Regions from separate parts of the Homo sapiens genome. Here region 2 is linked to region 1. The links are chromatin loops, found by intact Hi-C in ENCODE. Cell type or tissue: upper lobe of right lung. All regions are shown on one strand. Each heading gives the region's core, and the rest is flanking DNA. Links, peaks and the distances in the headings are about the cores only. Region 1 has its middle 9.7 kb from the start of FOXF1. Region 2 holds the start of LINC01082 (long intergenic non-protein coding RNA 1082).

What was found. A loop is a pair of places that touch in the nucleus more often than their neighbours do. Peaks named below come from ENCODE experiments on the same cell type or tissue, not always from the same donor. Only the 100,000 strongest peaks of a DNase experiment are listed, where the experiment ranks them.
Region 2: it touches region 1 in a loop (5-fold over the local background); 11 of 110 quality-filtered maps call a loop at or near these places.

What each region holds. Positions count from the first base shown.
Region 1 is chr16:86,517,763-86,522,762 of GRCh38, forward strand. No RefSeq gene overlaps it. Among named protein-coding and RNA genes, the nearest start is that of FOXF1, 9.7 kb to the left of the region's middle. RefSeq lists an enhancer at 4,001-4,501. In upper lobe of right lung, for the core only: CTCF peaks have their summits at 107 (motif pointing left) and 2,526 (motif pointing left); DNase peaks (open chromatin) are centred at 121 and 2,489; H3K4me3 peaks cover 387 bases; H3K27ac peaks cover 1,335 bases; H3K27me3 peaks cover 3,860 bases.
Region 2 is chr16:86,194,889-86,206,302 of GRCh38, forward strand. LINC01082 (long intergenic non-protein coding RNA 1082) reads left to right here and starts at 1,293. Exons shown (of 2, transcript NR_103859.1): 1 at 1,293-1,524; 2 at 4,624-4,832. It overlaps LOC124903743 (a long non-coding RNA gene), which reads right to left and starts at 4,628. Exons shown (of 2, transcript XR_007065164.1): 1 at 4,002-4,628; 2 at 1-2,291. RefSeq lists an enhancer at 6,978-7,478. In upper lobe of right lung, for the core only: no CTCF peak of the experiment used is centred there; no DNase peak of the experiment used is centred there; H3K4me3 peaks cover 3,246 bases; H3K27ac peaks cover 4,827 bases; H3K27me3 peaks cover 3,084 bases.

The DNA.
Region 1 (5,000 bases), core at 1-5,000:
TCCACGGTGTTCAAGGATAAGCTGGGTGGTCCTGGGTGAGCGCTAGTTTGGGTCTGTTCTCCCACGCTGGTCAAGGCTGCTCTGAGCGGCCTCTGCTGCCCCCTCCTGCCCGCCTGCTGGATCAGGCCCACGTGTCTGTAGCAGCAGCTGGTTGAGAGAACTTGGAGGCCAGGCAAACAAGCACCACGGCCACATTTGCAGGCATACCATGTGAACGCCGGGCCGGGGCAGGCCTTCTTCCCACATGGGCATCCCAGTCCACCCCAGCTCACCCTCGCTTGCTCCTGCCCCAGCTCTGTCCTTGTTACTCTGCTTGTTTCGGGGGCAGAACCTGAGCTCAGGGAGGGTCACTGACTGCTCCCGACATGATCGGTAAGATGTGGAATTTGGACTCAGACCCAGTACTTTCTGACCCTGAATCCTGTGTCACTTGCCACTACACCGCAAGGCTCCTGGACACCCGTTTGCCTCCATCCACAGGGCCTAGTGGTAAAAGGAAAGTTGACGTGGGATCCATGATCTAGCCTCTGCTGGCTTCCGGCCTCCAGAGGAGAGCTGGCAATGGGCAGGACCACAGAGAGTCGGGGTCTCCAAACACATGCTCTCAGACCCCCTCTTACCTTCCAGCTGAGCTAGGAGGGCGCTTGCAGGTGGGGCGGGAGCTGGCCTAGCAGCCAGCGCAGCTCAGACCCTGACCTTTACCCCCTCTCAGGGTTCCAAGTGTGATTCACGGGTTCCACCATGGCCTGCCATGGAAGCTTCCTTTGCTTCCTGGGGTCCCCTTAGACCAGCTGAGAAAAACTTCAGATGAAAGTGGGTGCTCAGACGCGGCTGCCTGCACAGCACTGTGGCCACCTCCACACTCTATGGAAACTTCTGGGCACCAGTACGTCAGAGTTCTGGGCTCTGTGTTAAGGAGGAAGGCCCTTTTCCGGCGTCTTCTGCAGCTGAGCCCAGGGGCAGTGTCCTGGGCCATGTGGCCAGCAGGGTGGGACAACAAGGGACGGGGTCGCATCCATCCATGAAGGGACGCTGACTTGTTGTGGGGCCGAGAGGAATCCCAGGCCTTTGACAATTCTGTCTTCGTGTGCTTTGGGGGTGCGCAGGGGCAGAGGAACGCCTGCTGTCTGCAAGCATAAAACATCGTGGGAGTTGGGGGTCTCTGAGCTGATTCTGGCTGGAAGGCTGTCCAATTTGCAAACTGTTCATTGCTCAATTAAACTCTTAAAATAAAACATTGTCAGCATGAAATGACAGATGGACAGAGGGGAACCGTCGTGGAACTATCCGCTCCACACGGGGCCCTGGCTACGTGTCCACCACTGCACTAGACTAGATTTGCGACGGACATGTTGATGCACACCTGTTGTCACAGACGGACCGCCCAGTGCCGTGTTGTCCCAGCCCAGTGGCAAGGGAGCAAGGGTGTGGTGGTCGCACAGCAACTGGCATTGAGGTGGGAAGGTGTGCGGTCCCCATTGGAGTAGATGCCCAGGCCATGCACTACCCAGCAGCTGAATACACAGGGCCATGTCCTGCAGTACCATCCAGCTGCTTCCAGCATCAGGACACCTGGGGTCATGTGGACACTCTGAAGCAACAACGACAGCAAGGGCAGGATGACCACAAATGTCCTTAGCAGAGGGAGAAAGCTGCCCAGATGCAGTGTCTACATGGTCCCTATGGTGGTCTTTCTCCCATCCCACAGTGCAGGATGTTTGCTGGGGACACAACCAAGAGGAAGCCTGGCAGAGCAGGGGCGGAGGGTCGCTGGGACCAGGTGCAGGCATCCTCTCTGACTTATTTTGGACAATGTTCTATGCCTGTGGGGTGGCAGCCTAGGGAGGAGCAGTGCCACACGCAGGGCCCTTGAGAGTGCTGTAGTGCTGTGACCAGCCGCCGCAGGCATTTTATGGAAACTGCCGCCAGCACTCCAGGGAGCAGGCACGGACGCCGGGTTCCCCCCACCCCGTGTTCCCCGGCAGGTCTGGGGTCTGGGCCACGGGGAAGCGTGCTGAGTCTGCAAATGTCCCTGGAAGAGGAGAGCAACATTTCCGTTCCGGACACTTCCCCCCAAACAGGCTGTGATCTATTAGTGCATGGCGTTTCTGTGAGGCAGGAAGCACTGGCCAACCCTGGCTTTCTGCTGTGACTCCTCGGCAGGGTCGCCAGCCTGACTGAGCAGAGAGGACTGCGCCGCCTCTGTCCAGGTGCGGGAGGTGGGCCAGCAAAGTGGGCAGGGCAAGGGGAGGCAGCCAGGGGAGGCTGGGCGAGGCCACAGCAAATGTAGGTCATGAGGACAGGAGGGACAGGAGGGCAGCTGTCCCGGCTCACTTCCCAGGGGCCTTCGCTGCGATGCCCGCCCCAGGGAGAGAGCTCAGGGTCAGGAAACCTCTTGGGAAACAAGAGGACCCAGGACACCAGGGTCCTTCCTGCGGGGCAGCCTCTGACCCACCCTGGGGATTTCCCGCTCGGCTGTTTCTCTACACGGCGGCAGCGCCACCTGCTGTCCACTTCGTGCAGATGCTATTGGGCCCTTAAAATCCGTCCCATCAGGAAAATTGATCTTCCCCAGGATGGGCAGCCGCGGATGCGAGGAATGAACCTGATTGCTCTATTTCAGACCCTTTGACCTTTGTCAAGGCGTAGCTGGCTTTTTATTTTATTTTATTTGGTCGGGGGTCAGTTAATGCAGTGTTTTTCTAATTACACAAATGACGTGGCTTATTCCAAATAAAAAAAAAAAAACTTTAGAAAAGTGAAACGAAGAAAGTAAAAATGACTTCCAACCCCATTCCTGAGTGAGGCAGCTGTGCTCCGTTGGCCACAGGAGACATCTCCCTGCACCCTCAGGGACCCCGCCGTTCTAGGAGGAGCAGATAAGGGATGTAGCGGGTCAGAGCACGGGAGTCACAGGGCCTGGGTTCGAGTCCCGACTCCCTCTCTTCTCAACTTCGTGAGCCTGCACAGGTGTCTCTCTTCTGCTCACCTCGGCTTCCCCATCGTTACAGTGGGGATGATGGTAAGAGTAGGGCTCCCATAGCATTGCTGTGAGGCTTAAATAAATAATAACCTGTGAAAGGCTTACAGTGAATAAACCAGGCACAGAGAGGGCAAGCACTTAGAGGCCACACAGCCAGGACACGGTGCAAACCCTGGTGTGCCTGGCTCCAGCACGGCACTCTTCGACCATTAAATGGTCTCTCTGTTCCGACAAGCTGCGGTGGCTTCGTGACCCCTGAGGCCCTGCTTGTGGTCAAGAGATGAGCACGTGGTGTTTCTCCGGGGGACAGCCTTCTCCCGCCCAGCAGGGAGGGGCTTGACGCTGTGGCCGACTCTGCTATGAGACCGCAGGGAGTCACAGAGCCCTTCTGAGCCACATCTGTCTTATCTGGAAAAGGGAAACAGTAGTACACGCTTCCTGGGACTCTTCTAAGGCTTAAGTGAGCTAATTCACCCTGCAAGGTGGGTAGGGATGTTTAATTTGCTCACAATTCAGTACTCAGGGCCTGAGCTCATTGCTTCCAAACCATCCAGAGTGCAAAACGCGCAAACCGCATGGTCACACGTCAGCTCCATTCCGACCTCTGCGATTTATGGACATCAAAAAGAAAAGGTTCCATTCACATGAAGAAGTGCTGCCGTGTTCGCGGGAATGGGAGTGTGGGTTCCCTAAGCGTCTCTGCTTGCTTGAATAAGTGCCCAGATGGTCTCTGGTAAAAACACGGGATGATCACTGACATTGGCAAAGTCATGGGGACTTGCTGGGGCGGTGGGTGGCCGGGAGAGGGGGACAGAAGAGGGGCGCCCAGATCCCCCCAACCTGCGGCTCTGCAATGCACCAGGAAACAAGCCGCCAATACTCTATGCCCCAGTTTCTCCATCTACAAATGCAATCAAATATGGGGCTATTTCCAGCAACAGGACCAGGGTTGTGTGGGGCTGTCGCATGATGGGCTGGCCGCAGGTCACGGGGTGGTGATGTGCGGATCAGAGTTGAAGGGTTCAGTACGTGCAAGATAGGGACTCCTGCTGGCTTCTGTCGGAACAGCCCTGGGCCCCAACGCGCCTCTGCACTGTGCGCCGTGTGATCGGGTAGAAGCCCCCCACCGTTCCACAGGGCACTGCTTTTCTCTTCCAGGAAACACCTCTGGCTTTGTCTGCCTCTTCCTACCTCAGGTGGCAAGTAGGGGACAATCCCCAGCGAAGGAAGGTACAGTGGGATTGATGGCTCAACCTGTGGTCAGCTGTCGCTGCAATCGCGGCTTCACTCCCTGCCCACAGGGGCACGGTGGGCAAACTGACTCCTCTGCATTTCAGTAACCTCGGCTGTGAAATAGGAGGCCTCTCAAAAGTGACTGCAAGGACTACGGGAAATGATATAAATGTGTGCATCTATGTATATAGTTAATATTTCCTCTTTAATATATTTTATACATATACAGCATGTATTTTATAAATCTATAAAGGGAACGGGATGGAGGGAAGTGGGCTTAGCAAGCCTCGATTGGTTATTTTTGCTGGGGGGGAGGGGATGTGACAATTAAAATTTTGGAAACTGAGTCGGCTGCAAGCCAGGTGCTTCCTGGGGGCCTGCGGGACAGGGAGAGGATACTGCCCAGCCCTTCCCAGGAGGACAGGAAGAGGGGAGGGGAGGGAATCCTCATTTTTGCTCCTTTGGTAAAAAGGCAGAAAGCTTCACATCTCCTGTCCATATCAGCAGGTCTTGGGGCTGAACATGCTGCGGAAGGTACTTCGGATCAGCCAGCAAGAGCACAGGGATCATTACTGATGTCTGTGGTGGGTGCCAGAGGGGGGCCCATATGTTTACCCTAAATTTACCACCATTCCTACACCTGGTTACTGATTCCTGTTCTAAATGCTGTTCTCATCTGACATTTCATCCTCTCCACCATCACTTTGCTAAAATGTAACTCTTTGTGGTGGTCTCTGCACTGGCCCTTTCTTCGTAATTCTGTTCCACCGCTGTTCTCGGCCTT
Region 2 (11,414 bases), core at 1-5,000, 320 kb before region 1:
ATTTGGCCCCCGTGACCTCTGTGTTCCCCAACGGGGGCTGTGGTCCACAGTGGGAGGCTCAGGGGCTGGGGCAGGAGCAGAGAACATCCAGATGACCGTGCGTGCCGCCGTCCACTGGGCTTTCTCATTAACCCGTGGTCACACCGTCCAATTCGTCAAAGAAACCTGAAGCAAGGGGACGGACGGAACCGGCACATGCATGGGTGCAGGCGAATCCCTGGCTTTGCTAATTGGGGTTCTCTTCCCATCTCAGTTAGGTTCTGCCGTCTGAGCAGAAAAGCTAAGAGGGAAGCTGGGATTTTCCAGCCAAGCCTGCCTCACAGGCCCACGTGTGGTCACTCCTAAGCGTCTGGTGTAAACAAGAGTCATTGTCTATTTGGTGGTGGGATTCCTTCTCAGAAAGCTTGCTGTGGTGTCACTAGGGAAGCTGGAGGGAATTTAAGCCCCTCCAAAATCGAGCTGCAGATGTTGTCTTGAACTGGGCGCTGCTGTTCCTTTGCTGGGAAAGGTTTTCTTCCTTGAGCGGCTGATCTCTTCCTTCATCAGAATTACCAAGGTTCTGGTCAGCCAGGTCCTCTCCAAAACCACAGCCATTTTCAGGAGACAAAAGCAGCCTCGGTTTATAAGGCACCACTGAATGGCTTCATGGCATGCTTGGGAATTACAAATGTCAAATCAAACAACATGAAATTGTGCCCTTCTTTTGTGTGCGTTCATTAGAAGGACTTGGAAAACCAAATCATGATGTATCGGTATTTGTTTTTTATACAGAAACAATATTGAAAAAAAGGCCCCTCGATGAATTCGTAAATTAAGGCAAGGAGATGCTTACTTGAAATGTTGAAAGCCCCCACAGATCTAATACTCCAAACCAAAAATTATATGCAGCACTGATAGCAGATGTTTTCGTCCTATCTAAATATGAAAAAGTATTATATGTTATGTTGACATTTAGGCTAAATCTTTCCCTTATAAGGTGTTTGACATAAATAGCTTTTGTTATGTAACTCTTCAATAGAAGGCATACACACACATTTCTTAAAGGTCCCAGCTGCTATTGTTATCACTGGAGGCATAAAATTGGAATCCTAACTTCCAATATCAAATTTGAGCACAAACCCTATAAAATGTATCTTGTCAGAATGTGCCAGAACCGCTAAGCTCTTTTCGGCGGAACAAATTGCAGCTGGTGTCCTTAAAGGTCGAGAATCAAACTTGCTGTATCCTCAGGGTTTAGGCAGCAAATTGGTCCCAGTTTTCACCCTGCCGCAGGGCTGGCTGGGGAGGGCAGCGGTTTAGATTAGCCGTGGCCTAGGCCGTTTGACGGGGTGACACGAGCCTGCAGGGCCGAGTCCAAGGCCCGGAGATAGGACCAACCGTCAGGAATGCGAGGAATGTTTTTCTTCGGACTCTATCGAGGCACACAGACAGACCATGGGGATTCTGTCTACAGTGACAGCCTTAACATTTGCCAGAGCCCTGGACGGCTGCAGAAATGGCATTGCCCACCCTGCAAGTGAGAAGGTAACGTTTATTTTTGTATTTTTTTCTCTGTCTCCCATATACAGACTGTAGAAAGACCACCAAGAGCGGACCATTTTTTTTTTTTCCCACCATGATGTACAATTCACATTTGTTAATAAAAAAAAAGTGCCCGAGGTCATCCACCTAGACTTTTTTTTTCTTAAACAGGAAACGGGTTTCAGATGTTTATATGTTGAAAAGTAAGGCTACTAATCCGTTTAGCCATTTCACAGGCCCTGGCTCACTCTCTCGTACCTTTTCATGTTCAGACCCCATAGAACGACATTAATTTTTATCCCTCTTGTTATTTAGAATTAAAAAAAAAAGACAAAAACAGAAAAACACTTTCAATAGCCACCTGCTTTTTTGGGACAGCTCCAGTGGAGGTTAAAATAAATGAATCCGCTGGTTTCATTCAATTGTGCTCTTAGCTGCGAGGGTGCTGTGCGGTGGGTTTGAGTGTTCAACACTCTTCAGCAATTCCTTAAAATAGAGCGTGGTCTCGTGTATTTTCGTGTGTCTGTATCCACAAGCGGATCTCCGTTGAAGCAACATATTTAGATGAACACTTAAGGTTCACAAACGCACATACTTATTCCGTCTATAGCAAGGGTGGGAATTGGTCTCTTCCGTACTTTTCTTTCATTTTTCTGGGGGGTCAGTGTGATGTTTTCCACGTTTCTTCTTGATGTTCGGCTGTGCCAGGTAACAGAGAAAAGGCATTTCCCAGGGAGCCGATGATCGCTTGAAAGGGCTTCAACTTGATGCTTGGAAATAAAAAATTTTGTTTTATTTCTGCCATTTTTTTCCTCATCCCAGGACCAGTAATTTTAAACAGTTGTCACTGGTGCAAACGTTTCCCTGTTTAGTGTGGCAAATCAATGCATTTTTACCCTGTTGGGGAGGTTTACATATTCATAGTCCAGGGAGAAAAGAGCACAACAAACGGGAATTGTGGATGCTTTTTAAGTGAATTTGTTAGTATTCAAATCATTGGCGTAAAAGACTATTTTAAACATAGAGTTCAAAGCAGAAGGAATAATATTATTTCCTAAAACTGGATCAAATGGTTCCCCCTTTTTAACCCACCTCTGCTTGACCAAACGCTTTATGTTTACCGATCTTGCAAGGGTGCAAAAGAACTATTCTTGAAGAATTTCGTCAGGGAGAGAAAACCAGCTAAGTTGAAAGGAGCTCTTAAAATTTCAGCATCAGTATTTTCAGGATCAGTAAAAAAGTTACTTTCAGGATCATTAAAAAGTTATTTGCGAAAATTAAACATAGACAAAGAATCATCTTTTACTTCACTATAAGAATCCTCCCCTCACCCTCGTGTGTGTGTGTGTGTGTGTGTGTGTGTGTAGAGAGAGAGTTCTATGAGGCACAAGATACATTTTCTTGCTTTTTCATCAGAGTACCAGAAGCGGCTGGAGAAAAGATTAGTACAAGTGTAAAAATGGATATGTTAATAAATGTCCAAACTCCTTTAAATGGAGGTGAGATGGATATGATAAAACAAATTTTAAAATATATGTTTTTGTTTTGTTTTTTTAATCAAACAAAAAGGCCATTTTTAGTGTATAGGGGCATGTTTTAATTCGGCATTCAAATTATGCCAGGCATAGGTGTCAGGGACTCCCCGTGGAAACCCAGTGACAAAACAATAACACCATCACCTGCGTTGAAATGTGAGCAAAAATAATAGAGTGGTTATCTCGAGAAAGCGGCTCCTGAAAAATGTCTCCCTTAACATGGAAGCACCCGGCAGAGGCTGATCTGTGGGGCTGGGGAGAAATGGAGCAATCGCCAACACTCCAGGCTCGTCTGTGAACCCCAAATTCCATTAAGAAAAGAAACTGCTTAGCAAGACCCTTTTGAAAGCCCCGGGGTGCTAAAGGAGCAGAAGGAAAGCCCGGCTTAGCATCCACACGGCCACCAAAGCTCGGAGGGCAGAGACTGCCGGGAGGAACTGATCTGATGAGAGGATCCATGAGAGAGCAGGGCAACTGCACTAAGTGCCCATTTCTCCAACACGGACAGGGCACCGGGGAGCTTGGCTAACATGGTCACTCAGCCTTCCTTTGTGGAATCACAGGACAGGAGCCTGCTTTGGGCCAGCATTTACAAAAACTGTCTTTTTTGGCCCCTGGACCCTGATGAATAGAAAAACGCTGCAGTCTGCAAACCCACTGCAATCGCCGCGTCAGCTCAGAGCCGAGATGCTTCCCAAATGAACACCTGGATGGTGTAAATCACCCTGACAGTAAACACTTCAGGCCAGGACGCAGGCTGCAGGCGGGGTGGGGTGGCATCCTCCCACCCAGCTGGGGTCCATAAACCAGGCACTGGCCCTGCGCTAATAAATGCTCCTTTCACAGCAAAAGACCCCTCCTCCCGGGCTGGGATCACGGTCCCGGTAGAGAGGGTGCTCAGATAACCGACAGCGTTTCTCCCACCCTCATCACTGTCCGACTTACCCCGGGCTGGCATCAGGGAGTGTTGTCAGGCGTTTATGCCGTTATGAATGGCTTTATGATACCTCGAGAGGGGGACCAGGGCCACCGGCTTCATGGTGGCTATTTTCTGAAGGTGGCAGGAGAAGATAAAACCAAAATTCAGGGTTTGCTTTTTAAATACCATGCTAGTAAAATCAGAACAGTAATGACGGGAACCAAAAGATCTATCTGAAATGTTCCTAAGGTTAGTGGAATCTACAGTGGCATTCCCTCTTGTAAAACACATTGAACTCAAATGTTAAAATAACTCTCCCTCTTCTTGCTGCTGTCTCAAAATCCTTGACTGCTAATGGATGACCACCCATTTGGTGTATACAATTCTTATAAAAATCCCCAAATAGGGGAAAAGCAGAGGGTAGATAGCAGAATAGATCTAGAAAAAGAACACCTCCTTGGGAATTTCTTTGCATTCAGATGCTCTACTTTAAAAAATAAAATGTCTCCGTATAATTATCCAGTTAGGAGGAGTCTTTTAAATGATATCTTTTGTCTTCAGCCAGACAGATGTGAGGACGCACAATGTAAACGTTATGCAGCAGCTTTGGGAGAGGCTTTTTATGGCTCTGTTTCTTTCCACTCACAGCACAGACTCGAGAAATGTAGGGAACTCGAGAGCAGCCACTCGGCCCCAGGATCAACCCAGCACCGAAGAAAAACAACCAGAAGAAATTATTCTTCAGCCTGAAATGAAGCCGGGATCAAATGGTTGCTGATCAGAGCCCATATTTAAATTGGAAAAGTCAAATTGAGCATTATTAAATAAAGCTTGTTTAATATGTCTCAAACAGAAAATGTCTTTTGAAGAGCATTTTAAACCTGATATTAAAATCTGGCCGAGCGCATGTCCCGGGGCGTAATTGGTGGGCACAGGAATTTGGGTCCTTTGCAAGAAGTGTGGTATTCTCCCTTCACAAGGTATTTCTTCCCCAATGTATAAAATGAAAGCAGAAAGGTTTTTAGGTAGCTATTTAAAACTGTTCATGCAACATAATAAATATAAGACAATTGACCCGTGTTTTAATGTTTATCCGTAAGACGAAGTGCAGCCCGGCTGGTGCAGTGACGCAGGCGGCTTGCTGGAGCCGAGAACACCCACGTGTGGGGTGATGTTTTCCCACCACGGTGCAGCGGGTTAGCAGCTGACCCGCGCTCCCACCAAACCTAAAACCACTCTCTAATGGGCTTTACGGTATTTACATTTTGAATTTTATTTATAGGACACCAGATGTCTGTGTTCACAAGAAAAAAAAAAATCATTTGGAATATAAAATCCCTCCCCTTCCCCGCATTCGTTAGCTGAGGAGATATTTGCCTTCCCCCCTGCAATGCGGCAGTGGCTCGCAAGCCAGTTCTGAGCTGGGGTTTATGGTCTCTTTGGAGGTTCGGGAGGTGGGAGACTGCGCATTTGTTCCCATTTTCTGTGTGACCACGGGCGTGCCTTTATTTCTGGGCCACGTTTTCTCCTGAGACTCTTTGCGTCTCTCAGCGACCACCCTCTTACTCATTAAACTCTTCTGACACAGAGGAATGGAGCTGGGCAGAAGCTCAAAGCCAGACCTTAAGAAAACTGCTTAAGATCTTACCCAAAAGCCGCAGCGTCCGGCTGTGAGCTGGGGCAAGCAGATGACTACGTCTTTCCTCCTTCATCCCTGGAAGTGGTCTTAGAATAAAAGTGCTTCAAAAACATAAGTGGATATTTTTATTCACTTCTTTATTGTTTTCATTGTCAAATAACTTCAGAACATGCAAACCCAACAAGGCACACAGCCCAGCAGCCCTCCTCTGACTGATCTGCCTGAAACTGCCAGTCATGTCTCGTCTCCAAATCACACAGAAGATTCACACAGCACCAGGGCTTCTCCCCTCTCCCCAGGTCTCTAGCCCAGATTCACTCCTAACACTGAACCTCTCCCAGGGCCCGCCCGCCCAGGAAATTGCCTCCCCTCCCCACAACACAGATAGATGAGCAGCTTATTTTTCAGTGCATACCCACTCCAGAGGTTCGGCCTGATTCCTTCCTGTAAGTCCTACCGGCCAGCGGTGAGGGCAGCACATGAGATCACCCTGCAGGCGGATTTTAAAGCGCCACAGAGAATGGTGGCTAGGGAGCAGAGGCCACTGTGGAGCACTCTCTAGGGCCAGGTGTGTTCCAGGTGCATTCTGCATGTCACGTCCATTAACCTCCAGAGGTGTCACAGCCCCTCTTCTTAGTGAGGCTCCTAACCACTGTGCATACTGCCTGGAGGGACAGTGGCCCCGAAGAAGGACACTGAAAACCTAGGGGTTGAGCAGCCACACCTGGCACCTGGCCGCTCTGGCTCCGAGGGCTCTGGAGAGAATCACCAGTCCCCAGGCTAAGTTCTGGGTCCCCCAACTTCTAGCTGAATTTCCATATCCACATCCAAAGAAAACAGGCTAAGGATTCCTTCCGTGATTTACTTTGAAGGTCCTTATGAGGCCAGAGGGGAAGGTGTAGTGGCAAGTGTGTGACGACAGAAGCTGTGAGAGTCTGAAGCCAGGGTGGGTGGGCCGTGTGTTTAATGCCCCTCCCAGGGCCTGGAGGCCAGAGCTGGAGGCCAGGCTTGAGAAGGGCCTCCTCAGTTCATCAATAAGAGCACAGAGAAGCCTGTTTTTCTTCCCTGCTGTGGCTGTGACAATCTTACACCTCTTGAGCATCAAAAGAGAGAAGCTGAGAGCCAGAGGAAGGTCATAGCTGCAGGACTCAGTATGTTGCAGGCCGGGGACACCAGGAAGGGAAACCAGAAAGAGGGAGATGAAGGAGGTGAAGATGGGGTTCCAGGCAGGCAGATAAGAAAGCAGTAGAGTTGAAAAAGCTTTGGGGCTAGATACCTGGGGAGAGCGGAGAAGCCCTGGTGCTGTTAACAGCCAGGCAGAGCTGAGTGAGGCGGGGTCAGGGGAGAAGGAGGCAGGCGGTGCTCTCTGGAAAGTACCCGGGTGAGGAGAGGCTGGGTGGGTGGCTGGGGGAGGTGGCAGGGATCTGCCCCACTCTCCTGTCGCTGGCGCTCACTTCTGCTGCAGAGACCTTCGTCTCCTGCTGTTCCTAGCCCAAGGCTCCCCTCCCAGGCCCAGCGGTTCTCATTCCCTGGAGAGTTTTACAGCACAGATGCCCCCCAGGGATTTAGAAGAACCTGCGGGCATGCGGCTGCTTTATTGATTGATTGATTTTTACCAGCTCCCAGGTAATCCTGTGTGCAGCCAGGGCTTGAGAACAGCTCTAAGCCTAAACATCTAGATTCAAACTTAGGAAATACGCTTCCATTTAATGAACTGGAGACTTCTGAGGTTTTGTTTCTTTAATTCCTGCTCCCTAAGGGTGCCCTGCCAGGGTGGGGGCTCACCCTGGTCCAAGGGTCACAGCAGCCTGCGAGTAGAGCACCACTGCGGACTACTCGACACCCGGGATGTGGCGTGAGCTGAGTAGGGGCGCTGGGGACTGGTTCTTCGTGAAGCAGAAACGCTCTCAGCGTGGGAGAGTTTTCCAGGATGCCCGCCTCTGTTCTGTCCCCTTGTTTGTGGGTCGGGTCTGAAGGAAAGTGACGCGGCCCCTGGTTATCTTGTGCTGGGCCCTACCCTAGCCCCAGGGCCTTGCTGTCCAAACCAAGAGCATGCACAGGACTGGCCCAAAAGCAACCTCGGGAACGCTCCTTCTCATCAGCGTGGGGCTCTCTTTCTTAGTAAACACAGCAAGACAAAACAAAAGAGAAAACTTAAAAGCCTTCTGGGAAAAATTCAAACCTTGTTGAATTAAGATGAATTCCAGTTATTTGTTACAAGTATTTACAATGCTACATTGGCCCACTTACTTTTCCGTAAATCACAAACCTCTTCAATGACAGCTAACACACATATATATTTGGAGAGAGAGAGGAGAGAGAGAGAGAGAGAGAGAGAAGATCTAGTGAGTCAGGCACCATTTCAGGAGCCTCACATCGGTTAATCTATTTCACCGTGTCCACCACCCTATGGGGCAGGTATTTTTTGTGCCCATTTTACAGATGGGGTAAGTGAGGCCCAGAAGACTTGCCCCAAGGCACACAGCTAGTAAGTACCAGAGCTCAGATTCGGCCCCTGACCTCTGCAGGGCAGTGGTGCTGAGAAGAGAGAAGGGCACTATTATTAAATTGGAAAACGTGATGATTATTTAAGAGAGTTTCTTAAGTGGTGTCCTCAGAGCCACAGCCCCAGCCAGTTCTGCTGCTCTGGGAGTCACTTTTCCTTTCTGAGGTCTGAGTTTCCTCTTCCATAGCTGGGATTAGCAGCGCCTGCTGTGGGGTGGCCCCGCGATGTGGCACCCGCTGCACCTCTCTCCCCTGTGCACCCGCCCAGGCCTCCAACACCGATTTCCTCCTCTATTCTTTCTGGTTCCTGAGCCCTGAGGGTTTGAATTGTGCGGAGCTAGGGTCTGTTTGTTCTCAGGGAAGAGGAGAAACCTTTCTGGAAATATCAAACCAATTTTTGCTGGGACAACACATGAGGCTTGAGACAAAAACACGGCAACAAAACAAAAATTGGAGCAGGCTTAGAAAAGAAGTAGGACCCCAGCTGGCGAGGGAGGCCCTCTGTCTTTTGGATGATGGGAATGAGGTGAACTTTCAGCTCCAGCTTCTCCCTAAGATGGCGGGAGGACACACAGGCCCCTCGCTCTGCAAAGCTTTGGGGAGTCTCTGAATCCCAGACACTCCAGAGGACACCGGTGGCTGACTGCTTTTCCTTGGGGGAGATGATGGTTTGCACAGAGCCCGGCCCCAAAGCCAGCATCCCTGCAGCCTGTGTGGCCAGGGCAGGGTCCTGCCTCTCCAGGGGTGGGCAGGACTGGGCTATAGCAACCCCTGTCCAGGACGTGTCCTTCAGTCCCCTCCCTTCCGCCAGCAACCTCCAGGTCCGAGACCCACCGCTCAACCTCAGCTCTAGGTGCTCCTCTCTTGTCAACTGTGAAGTGGGCTTCATCCTGCCTCTGAAGTGTGGTTATGGGGATTACCTGAGATAATGCTCGATGCTTGTAAAAGGTCAGTACAGAGCCTCCCAGAACCCTCCACAAAGTCATAACAATAAAAAACAAACAGCACGTGGGGCCCTTGCTCATTAACATCTCCTTCTCACACCAACCGGAGGAGGCGGTCACCACCACAAACCCATTTGTCAGATGTCAGCACTGAGGCCCAGGGCAGTGATAGCGTTCGACCGAGGCCACGGGTGGAGCTGAGATCTGAACCCAGGTGGTCTGGCTCCAGGGCTGTTTGTTCACCATCGGCCTCTCCAGGCGCTTGACAGATGGGAGCCATTGTTACTATTTTGGCTTCGGTTAAAGATTTTTTTTTTTTAATTTTTAAAAAACGTTTTATGCTGAGATAATGGTAGATTCCTAGGCAGGTGTGAGGAGTAACACGGAGAGATCTCTGTACTCTTCACCCAGTTTCTCCCACTGGTAACATCTTTCATACCACAGTGCAGTGTTACCACCAGGATGCTGACCTGGATGCAACCCACTCGCGGGTTTAATATGTGTTTAGCATATTCAGGAAAAATGTTGACAAAGAACCCAGAGCTAGGTGAAGTGCAGACGATGCTGTTCGGACCCACCCCTTCCAACCTATACCTCGTATTTGCAGGCATTTCCTGCACCACCTGACACCACTCTGAATCTCTGATATATACCTTCCCCCATGAGAATGCAGGTTCCATTAAGCAGGTAGTTTTTGCCTGTTAGGTCTGTTAATGGTGGAGAATCCGTATCCAGAAGGTCTGTGGCAACTTCGATTCTTGCCTCCTCAGAAGGAAGAATTCGACTGAGGGGCATAAAGCACAAGGAGAGACCAAGGCCAGTTTTAAAGCAGGAGTAAAAGTGTATTAGAAAGCTTCAGAGCAAGAAGGAAAGGAAGGAGAGTATCCTTGGAAGGGGGCCAAGTGGGTGACTTGAGAGATCAAGTGCATAGCTTGACCTTTTGACCTGGGGCTTTCTATGTTGGTGTACTTCCGGGTATTGCGTTACCTTTTTTTCTTTTTCTTCTTTTTTTTTTTTTTGGAGATGGAGTCTCGCTCTGTCGCCCAGGCTGGAGTGCAGTGGCGCCATCTTGGCTCAAGGCAAGCTCCGTCTCCTGGGTTCACGCCATTCTCCTGTCTCAGCCTCCCGAGTAGCTGGGACTACAGGCGCCCACCACCACGCCCGGCTAATTTTTTGTATTTTTAGTAGAGACGGGGGTTTCACCGTGTTAGCCAGGATGGTCTCGATCTCCTGACCTCATGATCCACCGGCCTCGGCCTCCCAAAGTGCTGGGATTACAGGTGTGAGCCACTGCGCCCCGGCCAGTCTTGTGTTACTTCTGACTCCTGGGATCTTATTGGGAAGTAGCTGATCACCAGTTTCAGGTGTCTTCTATCTGCCAGGAGAAGGCCGGTCCCTGGCACCAGCTGTGACCAATTAGTACTTTAGCGAGACAGTAACAACCACCTGACCATCAGCTGATGGCTGTCTGACACTCCTGGTGTGTGTGGGGGAGCCCTCTTTTGCCCCGCTCATACCTGACTAACTACCCGCTGTAACAGCTTCACTGTCATATCTCCACTGCCCAGAACCATGTCTAACATAGGAGGCTTTAGTAAATATTTTTGAATGGATGAATGAATGAAGTTTTCTTACAGAATGACTCCACCTTTCTGAGCTCCACTGAAAAATCTGTACAACAGGCCTAATACTCCCCACGGGCAGGGTGGTGGTGAGGACGAGGCCATGTGAGGTGTCCAGTGTCCAGGACACGGCGTCTGGTGGGGGCTGCACAATCGGCGAGCTGCACATTCACCCCGAGTGCCCAGGAAAACCCCCTCGGTGTCTCCAGCCTTCTGTCGCGGCTCTCAGGGGCCTCTGTGGTTTCTCAAACCTCTTAATGGCCTGTAATCTTTCAACAGTTAAGAGTATTGCTAATAAGAGATTTGAGAACAATTTGCATCTCTTGAAAGAGGCTGGATTTCTAGAGGGTGGCATAGGTTTAAGTACCATGCACGAAGTCTTCGCTAATTCTGCTGACTTGAAATAATAAACAGCTTAACACCCTCCATTGTTCTGGGGCCTAATGAAAACCAAGTAGGCCTTCAGCCTGGGAAGCCCGCTAGGGTTCAGGAGAACAGCTGGGAGCCGAGGCCTCAAAGCTGATGACGCTTCCTGCTCATCTCCACAGGACAGGGAGTCAGTACATCTCATCAGAAGTGAGTACGTTATTTCTCCCAGTCTTTCCAGCTTTCTGATTACATCAAGGAGAAAGTGTTCCTTCAATGTTATTCTGTCTTACACCTTCCTAGCAGGGGCTGCCTTTTCCTTTTAAGAAAAAGCAGGCCAGCTGAGGTGGTTCACGCCTATAA